2 separate regions of the Homo sapiens genome follow, and region 2 is linked to region 1. The links are chromatin contacts, found by Hi-C or POLR2A ChIA-PET in ENCODE. All regions are on one chromosome and are shown on one strand. Each heading gives the region's core, a stretch centred on a gene start or an enhancer-like site at or near the end of the contact. The rest is flanking DNA. Distances are from core to core; before and after follow the strand shown. Region 1 has its middle 14 kb from the start of LINC00297. Region 2 has its middle 5.2 kb from the start of LINC00365.

The links. A loop is a pair of places that touch in the nucleus more often than their neighbours do. ChIA-PET counts read pairs that join two places held with the same protein, here RNA polymerase II (POLR2A). Pooled maps may share reads with other maps.
Region 2: a pooled map shows a loop between it and region 1 (4-fold over the local background). The contact joins two enhancer-like sites. A Hi-C loop is called at or near these places in 6 of 50 pooled maps. POLR2A ChIA-PET finds 5 or more read pairs at or near these places in 2 of 52 experiments (A673 and MCF 10A).

What each region holds. Positions count from the first base shown.
Region 1 is chr13:29,901,165-29,903,864 of GRCh38, forward strand. No RefSeq gene overlaps it. Among named protein-coding and RNA genes, the nearest start is that of LINC00297, 14 kb to the left of the region's middle. Within about 2 kb of position 1,312, at least 10 of the 41 ENCODE cell types and tissues checked have a DNase peak (open chromatin) inside an H3K27ac peak, as active enhancers do.
Region 2 is chr13:30,112,764-30,115,463 of GRCh38, forward strand. No RefSeq gene overlaps it. Among named protein-coding and RNA genes, the nearest start is that of LINC00365, 5.2 kb to the left of the region's middle. RefSeq lists a silencer at 2,031-2,380. Within about 2 kb of position 1,433, at least 26 of the 41 ENCODE cell types and tissues checked have a DNase peak (open chromatin) inside an H3K27ac peak, as active enhancers do.

The DNA.
Region 1 (2,700 bases), core at 62-2,561:
TTGGATAGTATTAACAATATGCCAACAATAGCAAGTTTAGTTTCTTATTCTGACTCCCTCTTCCATCTTGAATGGGATCATGAAAGACTCTTTGCATGCATTGGGTGTGTTTGGGGTAGTGCTGAGGTGATGTTACTCTTTAAAAGCATCCCAGTAATCCTTTTGTAAGGTTGAGAATCTCATAATTTGTAATCTTTTGAGTGTAGGTTTCCTTAGAATGAAGCATGCTTGCATCAATTCTAATCCAATCTATTGTGGTGTTTCATCATCTCCCACATCACACAGAACTGATGAGGTAACACCACATTTTACTGAGCGCATTTTTATGATACTTAATTTTCAATGGCAATTATTATAAAATCTAAATTCAAGGTCTGAGCCTAAATTTTAGGACACTTGGCACCCAATTCAATATATCAAATATTACAAAATATTTATCATATCCTCTGTAGTTGCCTCTCTTGATGCCAGGCCAGATGTCACCTTATCCATCAGAGTACACCTTGCCCCTGGGCTCACATGTGGCCTCAGACACTTTCTCAACACAGCACTTCATGCGTGCATGAAAAAATAATCAGAATTGGCGCGAAAAACCTGTTTGCCAGCTCTGGAATCTATCATTTATCAGTAAATTCCCCTGCAATTTGATCAGCTTTAGGCTGATAAGAAATCAGTGATGCAGTCATTGGTCTAGAATGCTGTGTCTGAGCCTGGCCAGAGCACATTTCTAGAAGACGGAATCAGTGTTCTTTAACCAAATGAATGTCATCATTTTATCCCTTCACTACAGGGATATCAGAGAGACGCCATAACAGGGTGGAGTCAGACACACCTGAATCAAATTCCAATCTTGCAACTTACTTGCTATATAACCCTGAACAAATTACTTAATCTCTCTCAGCTTCAGTTTCCATAGCTGCAAAATGGGGTAATAAAACCTCCTTTAGATAGTTGACATGTGGTTATAGCAGGAAATATCAACATAACGCCTAGCACATTGCAAGCATTCGATTAATGGTAGACTGTAGTTATACAATTTTCAACAGCTGTGACTAGCAGGTATTAGGTTTTCCTGTGATGGAATTTAAATAAAGACATATATTAGTCATTGAAAACATAACCTCAAGCCTCCAGTTGAAACCTATGAGGATGATGTCCATCATATAGGCAACTAAAGCAATCTCAATTGGGCTGTTTTCCCACTTTCTATCCAAAACATAGCTATTTGGACAGGATCCAAAATTAAACCCTTAGGAAGCGATGAGAAAAGCAGCCAGCTGTTGTCTGCATAACTGTGGTTAACCTCTCAGCCACGCCTCTTTGGGCATTCCTCTCCAGAGAAGCAGAAAAACATGAGACACAACAGATTCAACTGCAAAATAAGTCCTTTTGACCCAGGAGATCCTGGAGGCGGCTGACATCGCAAGCAGCCTTGCTTCCCACACAGCTGTGTCCAGGCCTGATACATTTGATAAGGAGAGCTCGTCTGCAGCATTACTACCTTCTCAGCTAAAGATGATGTAGGGAGGAAAAAAGAAGAGAAGAGGAAAACGAAAGAAAATGAGTGTCATTGTATGTAGGAAGTGTTTGTTCTAAGTGCATCGTGTGGACATCTAATGCTGCCTATCAGGTGACATCATTGATAACCATTTAGGATTCCCAGAGTATCTTTTGGCAAACTTATGTTGGGCTGTGAGGACTGGGCTGTAGCCATTTCATAAGAGCACAAAGACAACTTGATCAAAGAACATAAGCAAGAAAGAATGGAGATATTTTTTAATTTGAGTTGTTTTACTTCCTTCTGGAAGCCACTTGGAATGGACACTTCAAATCAATACAATATTGGATCAAGAAGACTGCACATTTCATCCTAAGAGTGGAATCATTCAGTGCAAAGAAATAGGCTGTGGAAAGTCCTCTCCATGGGGTGATGGAGTTGCCTTGCACTCTGTGCTTCCCTAGAACAATGAGCTTCTTCCACACACTATTGTTCTTTTTTTTTTTGTAGAGATAAGCTCTCGCTCTGACACCCAGGCTGGAGTGTGGTGGCACAATAATGGCTCATAGCTCACTGTAGCCTTGACTTCTGGGGCTCAAGTGATGCTCTCACCTCAGCCTCTTGAGTAGAGGACCAGAGGTGTATACCACCATCGTGGCTAATTTTGTTTATTTTTTGTGGAGACAAGGTCTCACTGTGTAGCCCAGGTTGATCTTAAACTCCTGAGCTCAAGCAGTCCTCCTGCCTTGGCCTCCCAAAGTGCTAAAATTATAGGCATGAGCCACCAGGCCCACCTCACACACTACTGTCCTTTTTTTTTTTTTTAAAAAAAAAAATAATGTTTTTAGAGATGGGGGTCTTGCCATGTTGCCCACACTGGCCTCGAACTTCTGGTTCAAACAATCCTCCCACCTTAGCCTCCCAAAGTACTGGGATCACAGTTGTGAGCCACTGTGCCCAGCTGAAATACTTAACAGCAATTCCTTTCCAGCTCCACTGCAACACACCCATGCATAACACCTGTGGTCCTCGAACTTTAGCAGTTACAGGAATCATCTGGAGGGCTTGTTAAAATGCACATTGCTGAGCCACACCCCTGGAGACTTCAATTCTGCAGTCTAGGGGTTGACTCTGAGAATTTGCATCTCTAAGAAGTTCTCAGGTGATGCCTGTGCTTCTAGTTCTGGACCCATGCTTTCAGA
Region 2 (2,700 bases), core at 183-2,682, 210 kb after region 1:
ACTGCAGAGGGAGAGCCTGCACCTGGGAGGCAGGGAGCCCTGCAGGAACGAGGGGAGGAAGAGATTAGGAAGCACGTGCTCTCCTAAAGAGAACAGCCACTGAAGATGTCTAACAGAAAAACGAGAGCTCCTGGTAATAATCACTTTAGCATCGATCAATTATAATTCCTCGATTAGATCACATACTGCTCATTACCATTAAAAAACAAAACAAAACAAAACCCTGACTTTTCCATTAGAGTCAGAGCAGTAGGTTTCATTTTGATTGAAAAACTCCAACTTCAAGAATGAATGAACGCATTCCAGCCGAATCAAAGCCTGAGCTGAGGCTGCAGACATTTTGTTTCCTCCCTGCCTCTACCCGGGGCGTCATCTAGCGTCCGCCCTTAGGTACTACACTCTCCTGCCAACGTAAGCCTTTTACTCCAGAGTTGGTTTCAGTAGAAAATCATGAGACCTGACAGGAGAAAAAAAAAAACTGGCCTCAATGATAGATATTTTTCAAAAGCGGTTGAGCAATAAAGACTTCCCATTTATTGGATTTCACACATGATTTTGCTTGAGCCAAACCAAAGACTCATGACTCCTAAAAAACAATGAATAGACAGAGTACAGAGTGCTTGGGCATTTTTCTCAGGGCTCTCTGTTCTTCGGAAAGATGTTTATGTGCAAAAATAAAAACCTGACTGATTTACATACGGAATAGGAACACACATTTTTCAAGGTGTGGTATCTTACAAGTAACATTTATTTGGACCCCTCTTAGGGCTGAATTTTACCCCTCTCCCCACCCCCCCCCAAAAAATCCTGTTGCCGTCTAGTGCCTCAGAATGTAACTGTATTTGGAGATAAGAGCTTTACAGAGTTAATTAAGTTAAGATGAGGTCTTAGAGTAGGCCCTAATCCCATCTGACTGGTGTCCTCATACAAAGAGGAAATCTGGACATAGACAAGTGCATGCACAGAGGAAAACCCATGTGAGCACACAGCAAAAGGCAGCCAAGGAGGCCCTGGAGAAACACGCCCGGACTACATCTTTATCTCGGACGTCCAGCCTCCAGAACAGTGAGAACATCTATGTCTGTTGTCTAAGCCACCCAGTCTATGATATTATACTATGCCTAGCAAACTGATATACCCCCCAAACTCCCCCCACCCCCTAAGCTGGGCAAATGTTAGGTGACTTTGATGCTGAGAGTGCCTGAAGCAAACTCTTTATCTGCTCTTTTTGTACACAAGGACTCTTGAACCACTCTTGAACCCGGAAGTCTCTGGCAATGGCTTGGGGATCCCACTTTGCCTACTCCTCGCCCCCGTCAATAGGGGAGTTGTTATCTCTTAAACCACTCCGGGAACCTCTCCTCTCTGGGTGGAGGTTAAGGGGACTCAGTCGGGGAGTTAAGTGACAAGGGTGCCTCTGGCAGAGCCTAGGTGTGTAAGCTTTGGCAAATGACCAGGCCTCGCTGAGCCCTGATTTTGTCCTCTGTAAAATGAGAGTGATCGGATTCCTTGGAGCACGAAATGCCTTCAATGTGGGGCTTAGCACGGGTCTGGCTCACAGTAACTGCTCTCACGCTCCACTAGCCACTCCTTAGCAGGAACGTGGGCACGAGAATTCCCAAACTTCCTCGAGTCAGTGTTCAGAACCCCGCCCTCCCTTTATCTTCAAAGGAGAAGGGAGAGCAGTGGGTTACAAGGGTCAGCTTTTAAATACCCCTGCTCTCCCTTGACCACAGACCCTGGGGAGTTTCCCCAGCTAAAAACGAAGTTTAGAAAATTGCTTGCAATGACCCATGATTTCAAGGGCCCCAGTGAATGACAGATCTATTGAGGATAGGGCCCCCTGGCTGGAAATTTAGAAACATTTTGTTTTTGTAAGAGGAAAAAAAGGGCAGAGAGGCACGAGGGCTGCAGGGGATGGCTCTGGAAGGACACTGCAGCGAGGCTGCCAGACTCCTTGGAACCGCAGCGCCGACGCAGCCATTTCCCAGGGAGATCAATCCTCTGGCAGGTCCATTTCCTCCGCCGCGCGGGCGGCTGCGGGAGGCGGCGGCGGCGGCGGGGGTGGCGGGAGCCATTAGTGACTCTGTGACCCCGTTCACCGAGCGCGTCCCCGCCCAGGTGCTCGCTGCCCGGCGCCGCGCCGTCCACCCCCGGCCGGGGCAGGTCGCGGGGCCCAAGCTGGTTCAAGCCCCCGTCGCTCGTCGCCTGGCTCTGCGCCAGGCCCCGTGCCCCTGGCTGCAGGCCGGCACCCCGCGAGCCGCAGCGCCCAGGCAGGCGAGCGCCGCTGCAACCTGCAAGCCTGAGTCAGCTCGCGGCGCGTGAGGCGCGCGCACTGCGTCCCCGCGCAGCCGTCGCAGCCAGGTGCTGGCCCGGAGCGCTGCGTCCCCAGACAGAAACCACGGCTCCCCCTGGCGGACACCGGTTCCCCAGCGCTGGGCTTTCCCCTTCAGTAGTTTAGGGGTAGTTTTCAGCTAAAGAAAACAGTGGACGCATTTTCCCATCAGAGGGCTTGGTGGCAGGATTCCCACAGGCTTAAGGAATGAAAGAAAGGAGATGCGATAGAAAGGAAGAATGGTAAGTAAGGCCCGGAAAGTGCAGGCAGAGAATGTTATGCACCTGCATGTCGTGAACCCAATGGCAACGAAACACTTACTTGTCTGCGGGGCAAATATAGCCGCGTTGGCTCTTTCTCCTGGA